Linked DNA regions of Homo sapiens: all the other regions are linked to region 1. A link is a contact called in ENCODE Hi-C or POLR2A ChIA-PET data. All regions are on one chromosome and are shown on one strand. The core of a region is the stretch at or near the end of the contact, and the rest is flanking DNA. Distances in the headings are between cores, read along the strand shown.

Region 1 (4,970 bases), core at 738-3,237:
CTCCCAAGTTATTATTTTTTTAAAGATGGGGTCTTGCTATGTTGCCCAGGCTTGTCTCGAACTGCTGGGCTCAAGGGATCCTCCTGTGTCAGCCTCCTGAGTAGCTGGGGCTACAGGTGCACTCTACTGCACCTGGCTTCTTGTTTTTTGTTGAATTTAGATGCCTTTTGGTGGAGCAGGTGCTTGCCCCATCACTTCCTACTGTCCTATATACAACCTACTTCACTCATTTATATTATTTGCCAGGCCCCTGAAGGCGTCTGGTTTGTGACTTCTGTGATTTAATACTGGTTGTAACCATCAGCATCATATCTGGGTGATGGGGTCTTTGGTTTCTCCTAAGATCACTGTGAAGAGCTGCTTAGTCAAACACCACACAACTCTAGGGAATCTATTTGCAAAAACTATGGATGTGAGTTGTACTCCTGGGAGTTACAAAGTACAAAGCTTGTGTAACTGTTGGTGGTGGCCCAAGAGATGCACACCGCGCTGGTGGTACACAGGGAATGATTCTGCCCGAACACAAAGTATTATCCTTAGTCCCATAGGAATGACGGAAGTCAGGATGATGAACCAAGAGGTAGTGTATATATGGTTCAAAGGATGACCATTTAATGGTTTGCCATTGTGAAGCCCATCTTTTGGGGTCCTACAACTTAAACCATCCAATTAAATGTCATCTCTGGACAGACCAGGTCCAGCTACTAGTGTTCCCAAAGTGCCAAAATAACCGTATTCACTGATGTGATTAAGAAACCTGAGTGGGCTGTTTTCAACAACGGTGAGAAAAGCAAGTTTACACTTCTTAGAATCTTACTGAATTAATGGTGAAAATTACTAGTTGCTTTTATTTTTCCCCCAAGCAAAGAAGGTGCTGTGAATGCTTTCGATCTTTTACTCTCAAGGGAAATCTAGTGATCCTTACACCATCTGAAAGACAGAAATCATAGCAATGATTCAGATCCCACATCTAGGACTGTGCCAAACTTAGGCTGAACCACTCAAAACCTGAAGGGTAAGTGAACTAGAAACTACAAGTGACTGAGCCACAGGTGAGGTTCAGTTCCCTTCAAGAAAGATATTCACATTCTGTGCCTCTGAGACTTTAAGTGTATCAAATAGAAACTGACTATGCCACAGACCTAACATGTGACTTGGACATCAACTCCTGAGTGGGGACATGGCACCTAGTACATCTTCTAGCTCCTAGTCAGCCAGTTTTCTGTAAGTCAATAAACATTCATTAACAATCACACAAACCAAATTACTGTACCTCCTCAGGCAAGCTGACCACCAAATCATTTTTTGTCTGTCCAACCAGCGCCTGCCAAAAATATTCACTGCATGCGGCCAGCACAGCCCGGTGGGCCCGGAACTCCTTCCTCTCCACGATCAAAGTCACGTCACAGAGAATATCCTTTTTCCGCTGGTCATTGAGGCCCAGGAGGATGTTGGTGCAGTGGACTGTGGACTCATACACATACATGGGGGAGTCAGGCTTCTCATCCACAGACATGCCGTTCACACCCTGAAAGAAAGAAAGAAACAAAGAAAGAAAGAAAGAAAGGCTGAGTCACCACAGCTGTAGGATCAGAGAGAGGAGGTGAGAAAGAACATCATGGTTCCTGTGTCCCACTGCCATGAGCATGGCAGGAAGGAGGGGAATTACCAATCAGCATATTTGTGCTTACTCTGTACAATGAGCTCAGGAAACATATCTGTAAAGTCAAGTTCCACAGCTGACTTTTATGCTTCCTACTTACCGCATTCTTTTACCCCATGGTAACAAAGCCAGATCTTTTAATAGAACATTTAAAACATTTAAAACACATTGGTATTTTAAAACTTGGTGGTTCTGATTTTGTTAGTAGGCTGAAAAAGAAATTTCACATGTAAATAGCCTCTATGCAAGGACTAACTTAGATTTGTGTGAAGAGGAAATGAATCATTTTGAAGTATTTGTAATGTTGTCTTGATGAAGTATATGTAAGTTCCTAAGGTGAAATTTGGCTGAGATGCCAAGTAGAGTAAACATCAAATCACAATACATATTTAACAAGTGAACCAAACTGTCTGCACACTGAAGACTCAGTAGAGTCAGCTATTGCATCTGCCCTCTGCCACTTCAAGGCAAAGCACAATTGCCATAATGCAATAGTTGCTCAGCTCTTAGAAAGATGTGGAATTGTGCTGTCGTTATCCCAGCTGAATTGATGTACATCCCCTTTAAGGAAACACAATATATCACAATAGCAGTCATGAAAAAAGATGCATTCAACAGTCAAGATTACTTTTACAAAAGGTTCTTTGCTTTAAAAAATATCCATTGAAATATTTCTTTTTCTTTTTTTTGAGAGGGAGTTTTGTTCTTGTCGCCCAGGCTGAAGTGCAATGGTGCGATTCTCAGCTCACTGCAACCTCCACCTCCTGGGTTCAAGTGATTCTCCTGCCTCCGCTTCCCAAGTAGCTGGGATTACAGGCATGTGCCACCGTGCCTAACTAATTTTTGTATTTTTAGTACAGACGGGATTTCACCATCTTGGCCAGGCTGGTTTTGAACTCCTGACCTCAGGTGATCCACCCGCCTCGGCCTCCCAAAGTGCTGGGATTACAGGCGTGAGCCACTGTGCCTGGCCCCGCTGAGGTATTTTAAAATACAGTATCTGTAATTAATTTATATAGTTACATAGTTTTTCTGTAATGTTTGCTAGAGTAGTAAGAATTCCAGTAGCGAGTCCTACTTTCTTTTTGGCTTTCTTATTTTTTTAAAACAGCTTTAACATACAATAAACTGTACATATTTATAGTGAGCAATTTGATGTTTTGATTGTGTATGTAACTGTGAAACCATCATCACAATAAAGATAGTAAACAAATCCATCATCACCAAAAGTCTCCTTAAGGCCCTTGTAATAATTTTTCCCTTGTACCTCTCTGTACCCCACCGCTACAACGACTGATCAGCTTTCTGACATTCTATATTAGCTTGCATTTTCTAGAGTTTCATATAAATGGAATCATAAACTACATATTCTTTTATATCTGGCTTCTTCTATTCAGCATAATTATTTCACCATTCATCCATGTTGCTGCATATATCAAGTTTGTTCCTTTATTACTTAGCATCCTATTGTATAAATATAGCGTAACTTTTTTTTTATCCATTCATCTATTAGTGGATATTTGGGTTGTTTCCAGTATTTATTTACAAATAAAGCTGCTGTGAACATTCACATACAATTCTTTGGATGGACATATGCTTTCACTTCTCTTGGGTAAATACCTGTGAGTAGAATGTATTATATGGTATGTGTAAGCATAACTTTTAAAGAGTCTGCCACTGTTTTCTAAAGTGGCTGTAACATTTTACATTTCCACCAGCAGTGTATGAGTTCCAGTTCCTTCACATCCTTGCCAACATTTGGTATGGTCACTCTTTCTAGTTTTGGACATTGTAATAGGTCTATCATATTTCTTTTTGGGTTTAATTTGCTTTCTCTAATGCCTGAAGTTGTTGAGAATCTTCCATGTGTTTATTTGACCTCTGTATATTTTCTTTGAAGAAATGTCTATTTAGATTCTTTGCCCATTTTTAATTGGGTTGTTTTCTTATTTTTCAGTTTTAAGAGTTCTTCATATATTCTGAATAAAAGTCCTTTATCAGATACATGACTTGTAAAAATTTTTTCCCAGTCTGTAGCTTGTCTTTTGATTCTCTTAAAAGTGTCTTTCAAGGAACAGAAAGTCTTTATTTGATGAAGCCAAAAAACCATCTTGGTGTCACATCTAAAAAACTAAACCAAGGTCATAAAGATTTTCTCTTGTTTTCTGCTAGAAGTGTTATTTTTTTAGCCCTTACATTTAGGTCTATGGCCCATTTTGAGTTAATTTTTGTGTAGGTAACAGGTATGGATTGAGGTTCTTTTTTTCCTTTTGCATAGGAATATCCAATCATTCCCGCAGCATTGTTAAAAATACTCTTTTCTCTCCTGAATTACCTTTGTATTTTTACTGAAAATCAGTTGTTTTTACATGTATGAATCTATTTATGGACTCTGTCTTTTACTATTTTTATGTTTGTCTACTTTTGTTTTTTTTGGAGACAAACCTTGCTTATTTGTACTTTTACTGAAAATCAGTTGTTTTTACATTTATGAATCTATTTATGGACTCTGTCTTTTACTATTTTTATGTTTGTCTACTTTTGTTTTGTTTTGTTTTGGAGACAGGGTATCACTTTGGAGTGCAGTGGCATGGCCATAGCTCACAGCAGTAGCTGGCACTACAGGTGTGCATCACCGTATCTGGCTAATTTAAAAATATTTTTTGTATTCCTGTAATCCCAGCACTTTGGGAGGCTGAGGCAGGCAGGTTACGAGGTCAGGAGTTCGAGACCAGCCTGGCCAACACAGCGAAACTGCGTCTTTACTAAAAATACAAAAATTAGCTGGGTGTGGTGGTACGTGCCTGTAATCCCAGCTACTTGGGAGGCGGAGACAGGAGAATCGCTTGAACCCAGAAGGCGGAGGTTGCAGTGGCCGAGATCACACCACTGCACTCCAGCCTGGGTGACACAGCAAGACTCTGTCTCAAAAAAAAAAATATGTGTGTGTGTGTGTGTGTGTGTGTGTGTGTGTGTGTGTGTGTATGAGTGATGAGGTCTCGCCATATTGCCCAGGCTAGTCTCAAACTCCTGGCGTCAAGTGATCCTCCTACCTCAGCCTCCTAAAGTGCTGGGATTACAGATGTGAGCCACTGTACCCAGCCTCTATATCTACTTTTATGTTACTATCATAGTGTCTTGATTTGCTCTTTTTCAAAGTTAGTTTGATCCTTTGCATTTCCATATACATTTTATAATCAGCTTGCCAATTTCTACAAAATAGTCTGCTGGAATTTTCACTGAGATTGTACTGAATCTACTGATGAATTTAGGAAGAACTGCCATCTTAACAATAATGAATCTTCTG
Region 2 (4,970 bases), core at 923-3,422, 210 kb after region 1:
AATGCAACAAGGGCACAACCACCTTAACACATCAGGGAGGTCTGCAGGGAGTCACTGCGTTCTCCGACAGCAAGCAGCCAAGAGAACAGCCACAGAAAGCAGTTCCAGCAGCTGACCCTGGGGTCCTCTCTGATCTCATTACAGCAGTTGACACTAGTCCTCACAAAACAAACAGAGGAAATTTATGCTTGCCTTAGCTGTGGAAAGCTCCACATTCCTTATTAACGAGAGTTTCAGCTTCTGAGACCACAGCCGCTGGAATGGGGAGGAGGTCAGCTGTGCTCCCAAGAAAGAACTGTGGCTGCTGCCTTGCCCTCTTTCTGGGGCTGGATATACAGGCAGCGAGCCTGGGGCCTAGGCTGTCTGCTCAGGTGACTGAGGGGAAGTTCCCTTTCTGCTAATGTCGACTTCCCTCGGCTCAGACGGTGGGGTCATTTCCTCTTAAACAGCACTGGGAAACTCACTGTAAGGGAGTCCTGAGGGGATCCACCTGCTAAGGTCGCAATTCCAAGAGAGAGGTTGTTCTGCATAACCATACTCAAAAGTACTCTTGCCTGCACCTTCAAAAACTTTACTTAACTTGGAATTCCAACTTAAAACATTATTTCATATCCTTTAATTCAATCTTAGAAGTAACTGAGCAGCCAGCTCATGACGTAAAGCGTGAGCTTCTAAACCAGAGTAAGAAATGTGGAGCAGAAGTTCTGAACCAGAGTGGTTTTGTCTCCCAGGGGACATCTGGCAATGCTGTAGACATTTTTGGTTGTCATGACCCGGGGGAGGGTGCTACTGGCATCTAGTGGGTGAGACCAATGATGCTACTGAAGATCCTACCACGTACAGGACACACCCCATAATAAAGTATTACTGGTCCAAAATGTCAATAGTGCTGAGATTGGGAAATCCTGACGGGGAGGGAACATTCAAGGATATGGGTAGACTTAAAATCATGCCAACTCATAATCACATTATAATAATGTGGCACCATGCAACTTGGGGTCCCCAAAATGTAAACAATTAACAACCATAAAAATTTACCAGTTCTCTCCTTGAGCGAAGTAAAAGCTGTAACTTACACAGAGTAAGACCATCAGAGTTGCCTGGAAGAAGTGGAACAGCTTCAGTGTTGGACTATGTTATCATCAATATCATCAGTGCCTTGTTTACTCCAGGTCAAGGTGTGATCTGAGTGTCTACTATCAAAATTCAGTGGTAGCTATTAACAGAAGGAGTTTATACGTGAAGTTCTATGGTCACTAAAACCGTCTAAATAACCTAAGAATATCTAGCTCTGGAAAAAACTGCAAAATGTTTCAACTTTTAAAATACCAACAAAATATGAGGAACAATGTTGATGTTGACCTACATTCTATCTAGGGTGGCTAAAAGAAATAGCTGCACAATAGGGTTCTAAATAAATGCAGAATTGAAGAAATGCATCATAACAAAGATAATCAGGGTGACTATTTTGAAATGCTCCCCATTTCTGTTTTTCTTTCTGTTTTCAAATATTCCCTCTCATCCACGCGGCATATTTTCATTACATTTGTTGTAAGAATGTACATTTAGATAATCTACTCACTATTCTTTTATGCATTCTTTTACTCCAGCCAAAAAGGGAAAAAGTCCCTATCCAAACAAAGCTAATGCATGTAAGCAAATTTGAAGGAAAAAAAGAATTTCATGAATGAGCGGGAGACAATTTTTTAATGGAATGTTTTAAAGGCTTGTGGTATAAACAGTAAACAAAATTGATTCACTAACATTAATACTGTTTGCCATGATGTGAGAGTTGGTCTTTTTTTTTAATGCCCCAGAAGCTAAAGGAAAATAAATACTGTGGTAGGGAAAAATAATACCTTACTTGGCATTTTGAAGTCATTGCTCAATCCTTCTTGAGCAAGAAAACCATAGTAATGACTTTGTTTTACCTACCGCAATTATGGTACACCTCGCAGCAATCCTTCACAATATTTTCCTCCCTCTGTTCAAGTCCTGCTAAATAATCTCTGGAAACCATTAACTAAGAGTACGGTTCCAATTTTCCTGTTCTCCCTCCTCTGCTGCCTCAGTGTCATGTTGGCGTCAGGACAAAGCAAACTTGTATGACATCACAGAGCAAACTCATTTTCTGTAAACCAGCCCCTTGGTAGTTTACCGCTACTGGAACCCAACGCTGTCAACAGTGTGGTCTTTGTTTGGTGGGTGTTGCTCTAAAAATTTTTTTAAAGTTTCCCAACACCTTCTTCTTTTAAACAGAGGCAAGCTGCTGGAGGCGCCGTCCTCGCCTGGCCCGCCCCACTCTGTAAACTAGACATTACCTTATACACAAATGACTCTAGGCATTCCTCAGTCTAGCTGCCTCACTGCAAAATTCCTATGCTCCTCAGCAGCAGGGCAGCGCACATTCCCCTGGCTTCCCCTCTTTCCTCTTCCCCCACCCTCCTCTTTTTCTTTTCTTTCTTTTTTTTTTTTTTAATTTCCACTGCCTCACTGTGTTTTTGTGTAAATGATCTCACATGACTCAACAAATCCATCTGCCTGAAGCAGGCCAAGTCTGGAGCCCTCCCAGGAGGGAGGAGAAGAATTGCTTTGTGGAAAGGACCTGGAGCTCTGCCCTTTCTCTGGCTCGAATTACCCGCCTGTCAGGCCTGACGGATTTGGCTAAAAATAAAAGGAAACGGGCCGTGAAAAGCAGATGAATGGGCTCAGCAGTTCCTTAGATAACACAGGCCTGCTGTTGCCCAAAGCTCCCCAAACAGAAACTTCAAATGCAGGGCCTCTGAGTCAGTGATGTGGCTTCCAGGTGAACGAGGCCTGTCAAATCCACTGGAGTTGGGGGACATGGCCTGGGCTGTGAATTTCGGTTTCCTTTCCGTGTGTGTGTGTGTGTGTGTGTGTGTGTGTGTGTGTGACACAGAGAGTGAGAGTGCACGCAAGAGAGATTGAGAGAGTGAGAGAACCAGTCTAGTATTAAAAGGTTCTCAGAAAACAGTAGACTTCAGTGGAGTGAAGGCTTGTAAAAAAAAGAAAAAAAATTGTTGTTTCCACTACAAAATTATCCTTCTCCCCACCTCCAACACCAGACATTTTCAGCCTCCCTATGATGTCACTTCTCTGTTTAGAGCCAGCAAAGAGCTAAAAGTCTTTCTTGTAAGTGTATGCCCAGCGCCTGCAGTGGGTATTAAGCACTTAGGTTGGCAATGTAATGACACACTGTAACAATCTGTAATATGAGGCAGTCAGCAAAGCCCTGGCTCTGAAAGCTATTTCTCCCGACCATTAACCATATGTTTGGCTCCTCAGATAGCCAAGCGGGTGTTCCAGCTTACCATCTGGTTTCTATCCACACAAGCAACTGCAAAGCACAGGCTATGTCCCTCTGGAGCTGTGTGTTTCTTTTTCTCTCTCTTTTCCGCTCTTCTCTTCCCCTTTCCTCCTCCCAGCTCCTTTGGTTCCTTCTGCTAAAGAATTCTCTGCCATTCATCACGTACAAAGAAAACTTTACCTGACATGGCAGCGGCAGAGCCATTAAGAATGCACAGCTGTATTGTAAACACGCCAGAGGGCCATTTACCATCCGCGGAATCTGTACAAGTCGGGCTCTACCCCTTCCTCATCTACTGAGTGCTGACACTTGATCCAGCATGTTAAAAACAGGTACATTCTTGAGAGATCCAGGGGTTGCTGTGGTGCCCTTCATACTCACTTCATATTCTGGGAGTGGGGCTTTAAAACACATACACACACACACACACACACACACACACACGCTCCCGAAGTTTGCCTCTGCATTCAATCTGCCTGACGTCAGTCTCACACAGGATGACATACCACCACTGCAAATAACCAACTTAACTACAGGTTTTGATTCTTTTTTCTGCACTAAGGGTTTGATCCCAAGTGTGTATTTTTCTGAGTTTTTTTTTTTCCGCCTAAACAGCCCACATTGAAAGAGATGACACTTCAGAAGAATAAGAACATGCAGCCGCTTGTAACAAATTGACAACCTGCAAAACTTATGCTTATTTACATCTGCACTTTTTAATAGTACACAGCAATGAAATGGAACCTACTATCAGAATTTATAGAATTTTTTCACAATGTTTCCAAAGTATTTACCCCAGAGTTTCTCCGCTACAGGATTTAAGGTCCTTTATAACTCTATACATTTTTAAATGTATGAAGGAAGATGTATTTGATATATAGAAATTAGGTCACTTTTCTTCCTGTCCCCCTAAGAATAAGGTCTGCATTAGCAGCCCATTTTACCGAATTAGGAAATTAAAGTTAATTCTTTCCCACACACTGAAAAAAATAAGGGCTGGTTTCTAACATATCAAGAACAAAAGAAAGAATATCATTAAAAAGTGACTAACCAGAATGTCAGATTTTATCAATGTGGCAGAGCTACAGAGGATTTGTCAGGGGAGGACTGTTTATTCAGGCTAACAAGGGTGCCAGGAAGGCCACTACCTATGTAAACTTCTTAAACCCACAGCCCTTGTCAGTCCTCATTTCCATGATCTGAAATAGGTGTTGTGTTAGCTATTTCTATCAATAAGGGACATTAAAATTCTGCTGCATGTAGGTTTTTAGAGAGTGACAGAAAAGGAAATTTTTAATTTCAGAAGCCTTAGGAAAATTGTCCACAGATGATGGCGTCTATTAAATGCTGTTTGAGGTCTCAAAACCATAATACAAACTTTAAATTGCATTAGCTTGACTGCCAAGAAAAACAATAACAGCATAGTTAATAAAAAGAAAGAAAAATTAGCAATTTAAAACTTCAGTATTTTCATAGTTAACTACCTGGTTTTCTAAGCACTGCAGAATCATTTTATTACAGGTATTTGTGCTTTTCATAAATACTGGTGCCTGGGCCCCTTTCCTCCAGCTCAATTATACAAGGATCCCTGAGTGGGGAGGTATTTTTGAAAAGCTTCCCAATTTTGTGCAACTAAAGTTGA
Region 3 (4,970 bases), core at 790-3,289, 180 kb after region 1:
GGCTCACCCTGGAGAATAAATCTTAATAGTGAATTATACATAGCAACTTTGAAGACAAATAATATTAGTGCAGCCTACCCGTAATTACTCTCTTTTTACAAAGTTTCCTAAGAAAACAGAGCCAAAATGCTTAAAATTTAAACAGAAACAGAGAGAGTAAATGGCTGTGAAACATACACATATAGAAATTTATATTGTATATTTACATTTGGTCTAAAAGCAACTTCTTAAAATTCACCAACAGAAAAAAACAAATACATTTTTTGGAGAGAAGCAACAATGTAGGTAAAGATCACAGATTGTTTAAAAGGCATATCTAAACATCTAAGAGACAGTCTTTGTTTAAATTGAACTAGGATTTCCTGGAGAGTAGTAAAATGTTGTTTCAGTATAGTGAATGTGCAAGTTAACACTTCAAGAGTGGGCTTCCGGCCGGGCGCGGTGGCTCACGCCTGTAATCCCAGCACTTTGGGAGGCCGAGGCGGGTGGATCATGAGGTCAGGAGATCGAGACCATCCTGGCTAACAAGGTGAAACCCCGTATCTACTAAAAATACAAAAAATTAGCCGGGCGCGGTGGCGGGCGCCCGTAGTCCCAGCTACTCGGGAGGCTGAGGCAGGAGAATGGCGTGAACCCGGGAAGCGGAGCTTGCAGTGAGCCGAGATTGCGCCACTGCAGTCCGCAGTCCGGCCTGGGCGACAGAGCGAGACTCCGTCTCAAAAAAAAAAAAAAAAAAAAAAAAAGAGTGGGCTTCCTTTGGCTTCAAACTAAACAGCTGGACAGGGGATGCTACTTAATTCTTTTTCTTCCCTACCAGAAGGAGGAGGTGCTCAAGTATTTTTCTTTATTCTTTCATCTGTTTATCTGCTGAGCAATAGGGATCTTGCTTCAGGTTGGTTAATCTGCTGAGCCATGACACATATGAGAAGGTTCTCTGGCAGGACAGTATGCTCTCCAAACAGAGACTATGGCAGTGAAAGAACCAAAGATATATCATCTCCCCTCTGAAGCCTCTGCTTCTTTGGGGTAGGAATTGGTCTATTAACTCTGAGCATTTTTTTTTTAAAGATGGAGTCTTGCACTGTCACCTGGGCTGGAGTGCAACGGCATGATCTCGGCTCACTGCAACCTCTGTCACAGGGGTTCATGTGGTTCTCTTGCCTCAGCCTCCCGAGTAGCTGGGATTACAGGTGCACACCACCACACTCGTCTAACTTTTTGTATTTTTAGTACAGACAGGGTTTCACTATGTTGGCCAAACTGGTCTTGAACTCCTGACCTTGTGATCCGCCCTCCTGGGCCTCCCAAAGTGGTGGGATTATAGGCGTGAGCCACCGCAAGCAGCCAACTCTGAGCATTTTTAGGCACTAACATTCCAAGCGTCTGAGATTCCAAATAGGAAAGTGCTATTTTAAATGACTCTTTAAGCTACCATTACAGATAACTGTAAGAAATATTCAGGCCTGAAAAAATGTTCATTCATCACCAAAATGTGAATCACTTCTAATTGATTTACTATTTCTGCTCTTCTGCTAATAACAGAATTTTGTCACTATCCACAAACATTCCAGAACACTTATCTTACAGAACAGAAAAGCAGTTGTCTATAGTAAAAACACTCCAAGTTTCCCTTACATGTCACACTGTAGAAAGGAAACAAAACCCATTTATTTTCTCAACTATCTTGCCTGTGATAGTCTGTGTACGATAAAATTTATAGAAAACTAAAATGCTAGAGTCCCTACAGACTTCAAAGATAATCTGGCCCACTGATTTCTTTGTAAGCTGAAGCCCCTTGGCGAATCTGATGGGAGCTATGAACCATTCTCCCTCCAGAAAAATGTATATGCATACCAAATATTGTATTCACTTCCCAGCATTTTAGAGACAACCCCTGAAGCCAACCTAGGCTAAGACCCCAGACCAACGACTCTGATCTAATTCCACTGCTTTGTTTCACATATGGAGACACCAAGTTCCAAACAGGGGATGTGGCTTGGCCATAATTGCTCGGCAGAAACTATGAGAAAGTAAACTGGATGAAACTGAAAATGATGCAGATAGCAACTCTGAACCATCACAAATCAGGCCTATCATTTTGCTAGGAAAGGAGAAAAGGTGAAGTGTTTCAAGAGGAGAGCTTTCTTTCATTTTAGGTTTCTGGTTGAGCTTCTCACTGGTTTTCTTCATCTTGCCTTCGGGCCAGGCCCATCCGTGACTTAAGGCTACCTTTTCTTGTGTTTGCTTCTGTAAATCAGTAAGACCTGCATAACCTGGCCACATTCAGAAAGGAGGGCAAGTGTGAGAGTGTGAAGTAGAAACCAGTTTTAAGGAACTGTAAGAGTTCTAAAGAACTCTAATTTGGTCACATAATGGATATTTAAGAAGTATTCTGAATCAAACACTGCTCACATATTTAAGGAAGTGGCAGTCTACTAAACTGTCACCGAGTAAAAGTCCTAGAGACTTGCTTTAATGATTAGATGGAACAAATTTTCAACTACTGCATTCATCCGCACATTTGCAAATGGCTCATTCTTTTAAGAACTAAAACATTCATTCTGGGATTTTGTATTTGTGTTTAGTTCATTGCAAATTTACTCAATATATTTCGAATTCAATTCAACAAATACGCTTAGGACATTCCAATGTGACGGAATGGAAACGTGCATGGATTTTGGAGTCACTAAGATCCAAATTCAAATATTGGATCTGCTTTATCTAGACACGTGATTATTGGGCTCATTACTTAAGGGTCTCTGCGTTTCCCCATCTGTAAAGTGGGAATAATACCAACTACTGTGCAAATTGGGTTTGAAAATTAGCAATAATATAGTCTATTGTAAAGAGGCTAATGCAGTATCTGGCAAACAGGGATTCCATAAAATGGTAATACTTAAAATAATGATTATTTATCAAATATCTACAAAGGACAAACTTCATCCTAGACCCTTCTCTAAAATCTGAATTCATAATATCAAAATGAATGAGGATTTAATTCATTCTTAAAATGACTCGAATACTTGCTAAGATTTTGACATATTAAAAACTATAACCATTATAAATGAAAAGGCCACTGTTCAAATGACTAGCTTTGCTACAGTACAACTGTCAGTTTTTTGACCAAAAGGAAATTTATAATACCATTGGTGGGTTTTAAGTCTTTAGGTAAAAACTGTGTTTTAAAGTAACAGAACAATAAGACAGCAATATAGTGGTTTCTTAATGACTAAAATCTTACATTACATATTATGGTTCAGTATTAATGTGCTTTCACACTACCTACTGAGTTTTCAGACTGCAACTACTTATCCTTTTCAAATTGCTATCACTCTCTTTTTCATGGGAGATTTCTTACAAATTCCTTGGAGAATCCAAAAATTTACAGTGGAAATTTTTTCTCGATTCCTTTTTTTTTTTTTAAAGAATAAACCTATTCAACAGGTAAATCTAAATAATTTTTAGCAGTTCTAAATGTAGAGAATTCATAACTTCTTATTGTAATTGAAAAGGAACATACAAAGCAATTAGTCACTTACAAAACCCACGTTCAACCTTCAAAATAATGACTAACTTGATAGGAGAGGCAAGACTTCTTTAATTAAATACTAAAGTCTAGCCATTTGAGATAAGCAAAGCAGGTTATACAACCGTCTTCTGCACTCACAATATCCTTTTCTCCCTCTTGGAAATATATCATTTTTCAGCAATAGTAGAACATGTAACAAAAAAAGTTACTGTACTGTAGAAAATCACTCTAACCACAAGCTAAGTTTTTGGCTAAGAGTTAAACTTCATTCATTTGGATTTCACTAGTTTCACAAGAAGAAAAAGTGATTAACCCTAGTGTAAGTAAAATTCCCTTGAGAATATATTAGATTCTTAAGAAAACAAAACAGTAAGCAACCTTAGGCACTCACTTACATATAAATCCTTAGGGTGTTAACTGAAAAGCATTCCTAGCCATGCTAGAATAGGATTCTCAAACTTGAACACTGATTACCTTTTTGAGAGCTCTCTGGACAGGTGTGCTCAGAAGCACTGGAAGATACAGGAGAGTTTGATACACATTCTGAGAAAGATGGGGTGGCTCCTGTGTGTGCATGTGGCCATCTAGCACAATCACTATTCAGCACGGGACTACATTTCCCAGGCCACTTCACCTCCAGGTGCAGCCACGTGACTAGTGCTCAACAAAGGAATATGAGAAAAGATGGTGCTTTACTTCAAGGCGACTGTGATTAAGAAGTGAGGTGCAGACAATTGCAAGATGGTGTTACAGGATGAATTATGTCCCCTCAAAATTCACATGGTGAAGTCCTAACCCCCAGTACCTCAGAAAGTGACCTTATTTGAAAATAGGACCATTACAGATGTAATTAGTTAAAATGAGGTCATACTGGAAGAGAGTGTGCCCCTAATCCAATATGACTGGTGTCCTTATAAAAAGGGAAAATTTGGATACACACAGGAAAAGAGGGAAGATGATGTGAAGAGACTCGGGAAAAGGTGACCTTCTACAAGCCAAGGAGCAAGGCCTGGAAGAGATCCTTGCCTCACAGTCCGCAGAAGAAACCAACCCTGCTGACACCTTGATCTTCGACTCCTAGTCTGCAGAACTGTGTGACCACACATTTCTGTTGTTTAAGCCACCCAGTCTGTGGTACTCTGTTACAGCAGCCTGAGCAGACAAAATAGATGGTGAGGCCAGAAGACGGAAGGCACCTGAGTTCAGGATTCCTGAATCACCTCTCAATAAAAGCACTTCACTGATCAGAAATACTTCCACTGGGCTGAGAGCTGAGCAAGAAAGGAAACTAGTTGTGTCAAACCATTCAATTTTGAGGGCTTATCTGTTATACCAGCTGTCATTACCTACTATAGGACCTAATTAATTTAAGTGGCAAGTAATTTTAAATTATTTTACATGAAAACAAACATGGACCTATCACATATCACAGGGAACAATC

What was found. A loop is a pair of places that touch in the nucleus more often than their neighbours do. ChIA-PET counts read pairs that join two places held with the same protein, here RNA polymerase II (POLR2A). Pooled maps may share reads with other maps.
Region 2: a map of endothelial cell of umbilical vein shows a loop between it and region 1 (11-fold over the local background). The contact joins two enhancer-like sites. A Hi-C loop is called at or near these places in 3 of 168 maps with a recorded cell type or tissue (aorta, ascending aorta and endothelial cell of umbilical vein) and 10 of 50 pooled maps. POLR2A ChIA-PET finds 5 or more read pairs at or near these places in 3 of 52 experiments (AG04449, AG04450 and MCF 10A).
Region 3: a loop to region 1 is called in a pooled map, with 3 times the contacts of the local background. The contact joins two enhancer-like sites. A Hi-C loop is called at or near these places in 4 of 50 pooled maps. POLR2A ChIA-PET finds 5 or more read pairs at or near these places in 5 of 52 experiments (AG04449, PC-9, Panc1 and 2 more).

Annotation. Positions count from the first base shown.
Region 1 is chr6:90,007,329-90,012,298 of GRCh38, forward strand. BACH2 (BACH transcriptional regulator 2) reads right to left here. Exons shown (of 9, transcript NM_021813.4): 6 at 1,274-1,528. The coding sequence starts at 1,516. Among named protein-coding and RNA genes, the nearest start is that of GJA10, 120 kb to the left of the region's middle. Within about 2 kb of position 1,988, at least 2 of the 41 ENCODE cell types and tissues checked have a DNase peak (open chromatin) inside an H3K27ac peak, as active enhancers do; they include endothelial cell of umbilical vein, where a contact is called at or near this core.
Region 2 is chr6:90,216,044-90,221,013 of GRCh38, forward strand. All of the region lies in intron 3 of BACH2 (BACH transcriptional regulator 2), which reads right to left. Among named protein-coding and RNA genes, the nearest start is that of BACH2, 78 kb to the right of the region's middle. RefSeq lists an enhancer at 1,666-2,324. Within about 2 kb of position 2,173, at least 38 of the 41 ENCODE cell types and tissues checked have a DNase peak (open chromatin) inside an H3K27ac peak, as active enhancers do; they include endothelial cell of umbilical vein, where a contact is called at or near this core.
Region 3 is chr6:90,188,897-90,193,866 of GRCh38, forward strand. The region is part of intron 4 of BACH2 (BACH transcriptional regulator 2); the gene reads right to left. Among named protein-coding and RNA genes, the nearest start is that of BACH2, 110 kb to the right of the region's middle. Within about 2 kb of position 2,040, at least 2 of the 41 ENCODE cell types and tissues checked have a DNase peak (open chromatin) inside an H3K27ac peak, as active enhancers do.